Regions from separate parts of the Homo sapiens genome. Here region 2 is linked to region 1. Evidence: chromatin contacts called from ENCODE Hi-C data. All regions are on one chromosome and are shown on one strand. Each heading gives the region's core, a stretch centred on a gene start or an enhancer-like site at or near the end of the contact. The rest is flanking DNA. Distances are from core to core; before and after follow the strand shown. Region 1 has its middle 66 kb from the start of LINC02496. Region 2 has its middle 26 kb from the start of LINC02496.

Region 1 (6,431 bases), core at 552-3,051:
AGGCGGTCATTATCCAGTTGGTAGTCCAAATGGATTAGTTGTCGAGGGAGTATGGAATTCAGCATTTCCTTCTGCAGGGGCTGTTTGTTTCAACTTGGGCTTAAGGCACAATTCCAGTCTCAAGGAACTATTTATAAAAGAATTGGGCCAGGTGTGGTGGCTCATGCCTGTAATCCCAGCACTTTGGGAGGCCGAGGCAGGAGGATTGCTTGAGGTCAGGAGTTCAAGACCAGACTGACCAACATGGTGAAACCCTGTCTCTACTAAAAATACTAAACTAGCCAATTAGGAAACCGAGGCAGGAGAATCGCTTGAACCCGGGAGGCGGAGGTTGCAGTGAGCCGAGATGGTGCCATTGCACTCCAGCCTGGGTGACAGAGCAAGACTCCGTCTAAAAAAAAAAAAAAAAAAAATTAGAATTGAAATAATGTTATAAATCAGAGGTCAGAAAACTATGGCCTATGGTCCAAACATGATGCATGATCTGTTTTTGTAAATACATTTTATTGAAACACAGCCACACCGATTTATTTATGTATTGTCAATGACTGCTTTTGTCCTTTCATAGTAGTGTCAAGTCATTGCAACAGAAACCCTACGGTTTACAAAGCTGAAAATACCTACTACTTGTCCCTTCACAAGAAAAGTTTGCCAAAGCATATCCTCAATTAGATAGATTGTAACTATTTAAAAGCATATCAATTCAGAAATGAAATGAGTGACCTTGTGATGTAAAATAATTATTACATGGCATTTACCATATGTCACCTATGATGAATAATTTTGCTATATTAACTAATCAAATCACCACAATAATTTAATGAGACAGTCAGGGGGCAGAATGGGGATTTAAATTAAAAAAAAAATATCTGACTTCAGAGTCTGCTGTTAACCTGCAATTTATACCAGCCCCTGTAAATGGTAAATTTCTCATTATTGGAGATGTTCAGCCAGTTTAATGAAAGCTTGTCAGAGATTGTAAGAAAAAAAAGTCCTTTTAAGGTCATCTTCCACAGTACAATCCCAATAATTTGTCATATCCGAATCAACAAAAAGCAATGCAGAGAAAAAAAAAGCATTTGATTTCAAGAAGATTCACTGAGAGTTATACGATTCAATAACAATGAGATATTCTTAAAATTAGAAAATAAGCTAAGTATTCTAAAAGTCAAGTATTTGAGCTTTTAACCCCCAAAAAAGAAGAAAAAAAATCAGTTCCAATGAAGAGATGGAGTATGAAAAGAATTTTTCCACAGTTTGCTTGGTCTCTGACTTACTGATGACTATTACTATGTTATGTGGAATCTTCCAACATAAAGTCATTAAAACAATAAAATCTGACGTATTGGCCCCTGTTGCTGTTAGCCAAAAACAAATATCCTAGTAATATGCAGGATTACTTATGGTTCAGACACATTGAGGATGCATTTATGTCTGAGATCAACTCACTCTGTTTTTCCAATTAGACTTATACCAAAGTCCTCATGGAAGAACCCTTCATTCCAGTCACTGTCCTGCCCAAGTTACTGTCAGAAGAGATGTTTAGAATGCTGGATCACAAAATTCATCCCCTCCTGACTTACTATGTCTTTCTTAGGAAAGGAGGTCTAGAATGGCAAGATGGTCTTATTCTCTCTCTCCTGGTCTCCATGTAGTTCCAAGTCCAGTCCTCACTCTCCTCCTGCTCCATCCCCCTATCCCAGTGGCCCAGAGGTCCCCCAGCCTCCACTGCAGGGTCACTCCAGTCTGTCCACATGACACTGCCACAAGCCTGTGGGCATCTGACTCTCCTTCTCTGATGCTATGGAAAGATGAGTAAGCCTGAAATGAGAGGACTTGGTATGAGCCTGATTCTTAATGATTCAGTATGTGTCCATGCAGTGAATAGTGGCTCACTTCTTTTTGCTTACTTTCATTTTCCCCATTAGAAACAAGACACAAGACATAACAGCAGCTTTGTATGATTTGGAGAAGATAAACGCAAAGGTTCTGTAAAACTAGCATAGACAACTGTCATGTATTATTTGGTATTCGGTGTATATTCAGTCTGAAACTAAATGATCAACAAATGCTGAGAAAAGTTATACACAAAGTCACTTCACATCTAAAAAATATATTATTTAGAGTCTAATGGTGAAGATAATCTTAGGTCATAAGATTTGATTTTTTTCCAATAGATTTTGGATGAAACTAAACCTCTTGCCTGTATGCATATTTATCTCACATTTGTATGTGCATAACATTATTTTCTATTGCATCTAACAACACCATATGATTTTCCCAAATATTTTTATAATAGTTACTTTAAGTCATGAAGCAGAGCTGTGGAATGCTGGGGAAAAAACAGTTAAGATCAGACAAAGTCAATCCTGAGCCAAAAGCAATGGCCTGACTCATTTCAAGCGAATGTGTATTTCAGTAGAGGCTGGAACCCAAAATGTAACAGAATCTAAAAATAATGATGATCAAAAATTGTGCACAGTGTTGGCTTCTAGTTATAATTCGGTCTTTTTGGACACACTGATCTTTAAATAATAAGGTATGGGGCTGACTGTTACCATATGTTTCTTTTAAATTTTCAAAAAATATATCAAGTTAACTTCTCCTTCCATCCATGGACAAGATTCAGCTATTCTGAGTCAAATAATATTTCAACTATATGATCTTCTTTTGATGCTACATAATTCACTAAAGGATTAAAAAGAATGGTAGGTATATCTTATTTTCAACATCATCCTCTTCATTTATCACAAAAATTAGTAGAATAATGGAATAACCCAAAGTCCTTTTGCTTTGGAACATCTCGAAAACAAATATACAATGTAGGCTCTGACTGATATGTAGACTTTGCTGGCATTATGCATTATTAGTGTTCTACTACTAAAAAAGGCAGTCAGGAATGAGTACGTATCACATATTTTTGTACTTCATAAATACTTACTTTATTTTCATAAATAATAACCTTATAAACATAAATTATTAGCACCAAAGCTGTAATTGTTTAAGAAATTGTGCTAAGGAAAATTAGCTCTTATGAGGGTAAGCTTAGGCAGCATAAATGAAATCTCTTTGAGAATTTTTACCAAGTATTTTACTTTGAAATTATGTTCCTATTAGGAATAAGAAAATAATATCTCTGCCTAGTTAGCATATTAGCAGAAGACTGTTTCATATCATTGTCAATTCAATTATATGCAGCATTTATTAATGTTTATCATTAATACTGGCATTTCACAAACATTAATTCAACTGTCATAGACTGTCAGATATCTATCAATTCTTTCATTACAATTAATTTATACTACTTTATATGATACATTCATTAAAGCATGAGACTAGTCCATAAATTTAGCTATGAAATTATTTTCTAAATATTATGTTAGGATATGTTCAGAGATACATGTTTAGTATATCTTTTAAAAACTGTTATAAACACATAGTTTTTTTTATGACATTTCTTTGATCTTGTTTGGATTATTTTGACCCTCCAACTCCCATTTCAGGTTTGTTGTTGTTGTTGTTTGTGGTTTTGTTTTGTTTTGTTTGAGACAGGTTCTCTGTCGCCCAGGCGGGAGTGCAGTGGTGTGAACTCGGTTCACTGCAAACTCCACCTCCCAGGTTCAAGCAATTTGCATACCTCAGCCTCCCAAGTAGCTGGGATTAAAGCGCCCATCACCATGCCTGGATAATTCTTGTATTTTTAGTAGAGACGGGGTTTTGCCATGTTGGCCAGTCTGGTCATGAACTGCTGACCTCAAATGATCCACCCACCTCAGCCTCCCAATGTGCTGGGATTACAGGCAGGAGCTACTGTGCCCAGACTCAACACCCATATTTTAACAGGTTATTTTTACCTGTAGTCCAAAAAAAAGTTCCCAATAATACACAAACAGCACAGATGCTCCTCAACTTATGGTGAGGTTATGTCCAAATAAATCCATAGCAGTTTGAAAACACCAACAAGTCAAAAATGCAGTTAATGTAGCTAACCTACTGAACATCAATTATAGCCTAGCCTATCCTCCCTTAAATATACTCAGAACTCTTATATTAGTTTACATTGAACAAAATCATCTACAATAAAGCCTATTTTAAATAAAGTTTGTAATATCTCATGTAATTTATTGATTACTGTAATGAAAGTGAAAAACAAAATGGCCATACGGATATTCAAAGCACGGTTTTGACTGAACGTATGTAGCTTTTGCAGTATCATAAAATCAAAAAATTTTTAGTTAAACCATCGTAAGTCACGGACTGTCTGTACATTGAAAGCAATATAATTTACACTTTAAAGATTTTGTGTTATTTTATTATAGTATAATCTTCCTGACTAATTATGTCTCTATGAGCAAGTAATATCATTATATCAGAGAATTCTATGGCAGATGTTTTCTAGTAAGACCTATGTATTAACTAGTTAAATACATATTTTACAAAATTCTTACCCCTTTGGCTTCTCCTATGACTTTTACTTGGATCTACAGAAATCTCCCACCTGCAGGCTCAAACCAGAACTGTTCCTGTCTGAAATGGGAAATATATCAGCAGCCTCAGTTTCTCAATCTTATAGAATTTAGTCATATCATCAGTTCTGGCATTTCATGGGCAATGACTGTCAGTTTCTTTATAACTCCTACCACTATCGCCTGCTACCCCCATTAACTTTTGTCCCGAGAGCCCAGGTTATGGTTTATACAGAAAAACTAATATGTTCTTGAAATCCAGACATTCTCAAACTCTGCTTCCTCAATAGGGGAACCTATTTCTCACAATATTCTTATTGTGAGAGTTTCAAAAGGTATGCATCACAATCATGTTTATTTCATGCGAACATAGTTCCCTGGCTCCGAGATATGTGGAAACTCACTGTACTAACTTTATAAGTTTTCCATTATTTTAAAACTGTTCTAAAATTTCCATTAATCTAAAACGGTTCTAAAATTATTTTTTAAATGCAGCCCCCTGGGTTCTATAATATATCTGCTAAATTACAATTCCTAAAAGTGACATGATGGGGAGCTTACTTTAATAAACACCTTAACTGATTCTTATGTACACCAGAGTTTCTGTACTGACCAGGAACAGGCTTACGCCCTCTGTACTCTCTTCAGTATTGTCCAATTGGCCGACAAATCCACCTTCAAGGAGAAACTGGAACCCAAGATGCTATTATTATCACCCAGTCTACCATTCATGTTCTTGTCCTGTGTCTACTGAGGGTAATAACTTTCTAAGCATAGAAATTAGCCTGGAAGTACTTGTAGGCAGGTCAACATATCAAGTAGACCTCCTGGATTAAGTAATTTGGCATAAACACCAAACTCCCTTCATCAGGTTCAACTTGAAGTCCTGGAGTAGTCCTCCCTCCCTTGCTAACTCCCTTTTCTTAGATCATCAGATGTCTCCTCCCACTGACATGTTCCTGAGTTAGAATGGAAGCAAGAAAGAGAATGATGAACACTGTTTTGGAAAGCAAAAAATGCATCACCAAAACAAAATTCTAAAAAATAAGCACAGAGGTGCAGTCAATGAGAGTGTTTAATATGTTTCTTCCGGCTTTCTAGACTCAGAATTCTATTATTTAATATTTATACTATTTAAATATATTTATATACTACTTATTTATTTTTAAATAACTTTTACTTTAAATAACCTCAAAATACAAATGTTACTTCCAGTTATCTAGTTGTACTGACTGATCAACTATATCACAATTGCTGAATCCACTCATCAGAATTTGTTAAGATAAAATTTGTCACATTAGCTTTGCATGAAGGATTCTTATGAAATCCTGAAAACAATTTTGAGAAAATAACCAGATCACTATTAAGTCTTTTAAAAATAGTCTTTACTACACTTTTCTTTCACAGGAGCTGAAAAAATAAAATTAGTATTATTTTAAGGCACAAATTGGCCACCTAATACTTCAACCTCTCATTTGCTTATTAAGATCATTTTCCATACTTTTCAATTTCCATATGTAGCAGTAAAGTCTCCTGAATAATTGCAGAGAGTTATGTTTGTAATAAATTTCTTAAATTACTTGATTTCAATCTGGTCTGCTTTTATAAGATTTAAATTAAATTAATGAAGAGGAAGTGTCTCTGTGTGCCTAAGTAGAATAAAAGCCAAAATATTAAAAGAACATGTCAAAACCTGAGTCACATCATCCAGCGCTGGGAAGCTGGTATCAGGCAGCCTGAATCCCTGTGCTGCTTTTGTCCAGTGGAGACCAAATCAGAAACAACAAGTCATTGTGGAGTATTGTTTAAAAATGAATGTGCTGAAGATTTTCTGATTTGTATTTATTATCCACTGACCTGTTCTCAATGGATTTCACAAAGAGAAGCAAAACTAATTACCTCAGGCCAGGCTGTCTGGAAAATAATGACATGATGATTTAGAGGAAAGGATTCATTCTTTAGAGG
Region 2 (6,051 bases), core at 2,408-4,907, 41 kb after region 1:
ATCTCTACTAAAAATACAAAAAAAAAAAAGAAAAAAAAAATTAGCCGGGCGTGGTGGCAGGCGCCTGTAGTCCCAGCTACTTGGGAGGCTGGGGCAGGAAAATGGCGTGAACCTGGGAGGCAGAGCTTGCAGTGAGCCGAGATTGCGCCACTGCACCCCAGCCTGGGCAACAGAGCAAGACTCCGTCTCAAAAAACAACAACAAAAAAAATTAAACACATGTATGTTTTGCTAATAGCTCAAGACATAGTTCTTTTTATTAAACCAAGAATTTTAAACTAGTCTTATTCATCAAAAAAAATGTATTCACATCACATGAGCTTGAAAAATATTTGGGCTATTTATTTTCTTTATGGGTACTTATCTGCCTTTGAGTTAATTTGGTACCATGTAGACAATATACAAATATGTGTATAGACATATACATACATGTAAATACAACATATAAAATACATATGCACATATATATGCATCTAAAAGCCAAAGAGATCAAGGAGTTTAATACAAAAGAGCAGAGAGCTTTAGATTTGTCTACTTTCAACTCTTGGAGTTGCAAGGAATCTGTCCACTTAGAAATATTGCTGTTCCATGAGAAAATAATGAAGTTTCCTTCCCAAAAAAAGGAAACCTCTCTGTTTTTCTTTGGCATCTTTTCTGTTTTTCTCAAGAGGTCCTAGTGTCGTTAGAAATCTTCCTTAGGTTTCCTCATGTGACCTCAGGGATAGCAACTGGAAGCAGGGACAGAGAAAAGTAAATGAAAGAGCAAGTCCTTGTGGCAAAAATTATGTCACCAAGAGGATAAACAGGCAGAGGGAGTTTATAGATTAATAGTTAGCAGGGATTTACAAAGAGAGGAATTTAGTCAACTGAGAAGCCTCTGTAGAGAGAGAACAGAAGTCTTAAGAATACACACACACAAACACACACACACACACACACACACATATATATATATAACCTAAATATATGTATACTATAGGTAAAATTTTAAATATGTAAGTCTTTAAAAAATTAGCAGATATTAGCTGGGCAAATGGCAAATATTCTTGTGCCTTGTTTCCTTGGCTTTTTCTTTCTGAAATGTAACTCTCTTTCAAATCTGATCTCTGCTAGAATACTACTTAACTGATCTCCTCTATGTTAACGTTTTAAAGCCGTGGTAGAATTTACAACTCCAAGGGACTGAGAAGGCTCTCTTTAAAAAAATACTTTTAGATACAAAAGTCCAAATTTTCAAAGGTATATCCACTTTTAATTGTAACTTAGCACCAGTAAGCCTTTTTTTTTGAGACAAAGTCTTGCTCTGTCACCCAGGCTGGAGAGCAATGGCACAATCTCTGCTCACTGCAACCTCCGCCTCCTGGGTTCAAATGATTCTCCTGCCTCAGCCTCCCGAGTAGCTGGGATTACAGGTGCACGCCACCACACCCAGCTAATTTTTGTATTTTGTTAGTAGAGACGGGGTTTCACCATGTTGGTCAGGCTGGTCTTGAACTCCTGACCTCGTGATCTGCCTGCCTTGGCCTCCCAAAAAGCTGGGATTACAGGCGTGAGCCACCACGCTGGGCCAGTAAGCCTTTTTATGGCTTACAATCCGATGCAAGAATAGCATCCCTAAAGAGAGTATAAAAACGTAGTGACCCCTCAAGATCTAAAGTTTCTTCCAAAGAGTATGGGTGCAGTGGCTCAAGGCTATAACCCAGTGCTTTGGGAGACCAAGGCAGGAGGATTGCTAAAGGCCAGGAGTTTGAGCTCATCCTGGGCAATATAGTGAGACCCCCATCTCTACAAAAAATTTAAAAATTAGCCAGGTGTGCTGGTGCATGCTTGTAGTCCTAGCCACTCCAGGGGGCGGAGGCAGGAGGATCACTTGAGCCCAGGGGATTGAGTCTGTAGTAAGCCATAATCATGCTACTGCACTGTAGTCTGGGTGAGAGAGCGATACGCTGTTTCTAGAAAAAAATAAGATAAAATAAACCAAAAAGAGGCTCTAAGAAAGTAATATCCCTCCTTATTAGCAAGGCAATGAAAGTTGAGATAATTAAGAACAATTCCCAAAAGCTGGCACATTTGGACAAACAGACATTTGGGACCCCCAACTGAACTCCCACATGGCTGCCTTACACGATTAACAAAATCTGTGCCCTTCAAGGTGTTAGAGATGAGAAAATAAACTTGCTCGTTAGAAAGCCAAACTTCTTAAGAAATAAAACAAGACAAAAGGAGAACCTTATGAGGCTTTTTCTTCTCATGACAAACCATACGAAGATACAGAAACAAGGAAAACAAAGACCATCCTAGGAAAATGACAAATCAATAACCAAATAAGTATGTACAACAAATCTACAAGAGTCACAAATTCAAATAACCATTTTTTACAGATTTTTTTTCCTGTTAATATGAACCTGGAAAGGCAGGGACAAGGAAAAGAATTTACTTTCCTCTCTCCACCAGGTACCACAGAGGGAGAAGCTGGCTTGAGTAAGAAACCTTACCTTTTTCTGTGGACTTTTGCCAGTTCTCTTTCAGGATTCCCTCTATAGGTCCCAGAACAAGTGAATTATCTCTGCTTTTCCAGGCTGCATTGAAAAATTGTAGGGGAGAAATCATAGTTTCTTTTAAAATTCTTAGTTGAGACATCTCCTAAAAACAAAAAGTCAAATTAACAGAAAAGTAAAAACAACCAGAAGTTTATTAAAACATGCTGTACCCATCACGCAGGAGAGGCCTCAGTTTAAAAGTATTTCTCTCTCAAGGTAGTGGTTTATGGGCCTTGCTTAAATAGTACTTTAACAAAGAGCCATAAATCCTATCTAGTGATAAGACAGAGGAGAGAGCAGTTCCAGTCTTTTAAAAGGCAGGAACATGTGAAAAGATTGTAAAATCTGTTCCCAGATTCTTCTGGTGCTTGCTAGTGCCTTCCCTGGGCCCATAAGCAAGTGTCGTCTCCAGTAAGGAGGGAACGATGTCCTGCCACCAGGCAAATAGAGGCTGAGGCAGAGCATTCTCCTATGTTTTTAGTGACATTAACTTAACAATTCTCAATATTTCAAGGAGAAATATTTTGGTTTCATTCATCTGTGATACACTTTGGACATCTGTCTTTACTCAAATCTCATGTTGAATTGTAATCCCCAATGCTGGAGATGGGGCCTGGTTGTGAGCATTTTGGTCATGGGGGTGGATCCCTCATGGCTTGGTAGCTTCACCATGGCGAATGAGTTCTTAAAGATCTGGTCATTTAAAAGTGTGTGGCACCTCTCCATCCACTCTCTCTCCCCACTGCTTTCGCCATGTGATGTCCAGGATCCCCGTACACCTTCCACCATGAGTGTGAGCTTCCTGAGGCCTCCCCAAAAGCAGATACCAGTGCTATGCTTCCTGTACAGCCTGCAGAACCATGAACCAATTAAACTTCTTTTCTTATAGTCAGTCTCAGGTATTGTTTTATAACAGTGCAAAAACAGCCTAATACAACCTGCCTACCTTTGTTCCTTATTCCCTGCTTTCCCCCAGCCCCCATTATCCATTCTTCACACAACTGCCGCAGTGATATTTTTAACATTAGTCAGTTTTTGTTTTTCTCTTTAGATTTCTCCAAAGTCTTCCAACTGGTCAGAGGGTGAGTGTCCCAGATGGAATGTAAGCTGAGCTTTGGTATGCAAGTGATTTGATAAGAAATTGTTCCCAGGGAAACTGGTAAGGAGCTGTCCCCAGGGAAGAGCTGAGAAAGCAGGACAAGAAAGGACAAAATCCAAGTGAGGGTGTCATCACAGGCAAAATCCCGTAAAGCGCAGCTTCAGCCTAATCCCACAGAGGAACTCTGAAGAGAAAATTCAGCCTCTGTGTTTTCCCAACTACAAGCTGCACCTATTAATTATCTAATTATTGGGTGGAAGATCGTGGGCATACATTTTCAGATATTTCTCTGAAGTGTGGACCAGGCAGGCTCCAGTATCTTGAGGACATTCCTCCAAACAAGATTCATAGAAGAAAAGTGCACAGAAACTGAAATATGCACAAAAATAGTCATATAGATCCTAAGGAATTGGGGGACCAATATTATCTATTACATAATTCTACTTAGAAATCCAAACTACTTAGCATGGTTTTGTTTAATTAAGCCCTGACAAATTCTACAAACGCCTGTCTCCCACCCAGCCCCTCACACTAACCAAACTAATCTCTGTTGTCTTGCTGTAACCAAGGTTGATCCCTGTGGCCTATTTCCTTTGCCCAAATTCTCACTTGAACTCCATTGTTATATGATTGACCCTATCGTATGCTTCTGATTTAGTTAAAAATGATTGCTTTTCACAGAGTCTGTCCCTCATCATCTGCTTCAAACTTCCATACTTCCCAAACTCTTGATTAAATGAATTTGTTTTATTTTCTTTATAGCAGTTAATGCCATTTGAAATGATCTTGTTGCTTTATTGTCTCTAACTCACCTCATTGCAACATAAACTTCATGTCTGTCTTGTTTACCCTTTCAACTCCACCACACAGAGCAGTGCCTGATACAACATAGGTGATCAACAGTTATTTATTTAATAAGCAAATAAAGGGCCATACATGACCTACTTACATTTTATGCCTACTCCACCCTCACCTCCTTGGATTCCTAACTCCTATTGATAGGGTTGCTACTAGGAAATTAAGAACACCTCATCAAGAATAAAATAAGAAGACATTTAAGAAGGAACTTCCTTATCATATAGTGATGCAGCTATATAAGTTATTAGAGTGCACTGCCATGTTGTTTAAACTTCTTGTTTGGAAATCTCAATGAATCCTTGACTGATCTCGCTAAGGTCCCTTGCCTTGAACTTTGTAGCTTGGGCACATATGAAAAGCTGTTTCTTTTTATATAGGGTATACTCTACTCTAGAAGTCATCAATATATCTAAACATAACAGGAAGAGAATACAGCCCAAGATCTCTGATTTATAAAGTGGCATATATGGGAGTCCAAATCAAACTCACAATACCTCAGATATACAGAGAGAAATATGCCTAATTTAGTTTGCCTGTAACCAATGTCTGTTACTCCCCACGTTTCACTATGGGTTAAAGGAAAAATTTCTACTTTGGATATTTTATGTTTAAAACTTAATCCAATTCAATAATTTGTTAAATAAATTTATAGGAAGTCATTGGTTTGGATTGAGTTCCTGCACTAGGCTTCAACAGACAAAACCAAAATGGAGTCACTCGTGCTAAACTTCTTTATTTAACAAACTGACACTAAGTTGTTTATCTGACTTACCAAGAAATCAGAACAGAGAAAGATAATAGCCAAATCCCCAAACATTCCTGTTTTATCAGACATGATAAAAAACAAAACGTCTCCTCTGCTTTAACCCTAAAAAGGAAAGAAACCTGGAGTAATCTAACAAATGCTAGCCAATCTGCTTTGTGTTCCATTTTTCTAATCTCTTCAGCCCTTTCTGCCTATAAAGCCAGTCTCCTCTGCTCAGCTCATCTGAGTGCCTTTTGTAAATCTTTAGATGAGAAGCTCTCTGATTCACAAATTGCTAATGAAGGCCAATTAGATATTTAAACAAAATTTGTTGAATTTTTGTCTTTTAACAAATTTAAAGAGCCTTTCAAATTTGACAAATTTAAATTATATTAATAATTTGAATAATGTAAATCCAGTTTTGTGATTTAAGATTCCATTTAGACAATGATCAGTCTTACCAGGAAAAATTTCTCAGTCACTCAAATATCTCAGGCATAGGCCTGTTTGTCTGGCTCTTTCCCAGAGTGAGATACATATCTAGGAAAGAAAGCATGTGCCTCATGTACACATCTGGCCAGAGGAAAGGCTCAAGGCCCTTTATTGTGATGTCCTTTGGCTTCAACCCAGGCTATGCCACTAATCCATGCTTCTGCTGCATCCAGATGAGCAAAGTATATGATTGATATCACTCAAAGTCTTATTTTTCTGTACATTTTCATTTGGCCTATGTTCTAAGATTTTTTTATTGCAGGTAGAAGATATAAAAAGTATAAAAAGACATTTTTAGAGAATGTGCATAGCTCAATA

The links. Hi-C counts contacts between places; a loop is a spot of excess contacts on that map. Pooled maps may share reads with other maps.
Region 2: a map of ascending aorta shows a loop between it and region 1 (2.8-fold over the local background). The contact joins two enhancer-like sites. A Hi-C loop is called at or near these places in 6 of 168 maps with a recorded cell type or tissue (IMR-90, Panc1, aorta and 3 more) and 4 of 50 pooled maps.

Annotation. Positions count from the first base shown.
Region 1 is chr4:60,681,775-60,688,205 of GRCh38, forward strand. No RefSeq gene overlaps it. Among named protein-coding and RNA genes, the nearest start is that of LINC02496, 66 kb to the right of the region's middle. Within about 2 kb of position 1,802, at least 3 of the 41 ENCODE cell types and tissues checked have a DNase peak (open chromatin) inside an H3K27ac peak, as active enhancers do; they include ascending aorta, where a contact is called at or near this core.
Region 2 is chr4:60,721,179-60,727,229 of GRCh38, forward strand. No RefSeq gene overlaps it. Among named protein-coding and RNA genes, the nearest start is that of LINC02496, 26 kb to the right of the region's middle. RefSeq lists an enhancer at 2,799-3,998. Within about 2 kb of position 3,658, at least 3 of the 41 ENCODE cell types and tissues checked have a DNase peak (open chromatin) inside an H3K27ac peak, as active enhancers do; they include ascending aorta, where a contact is called at or near this core.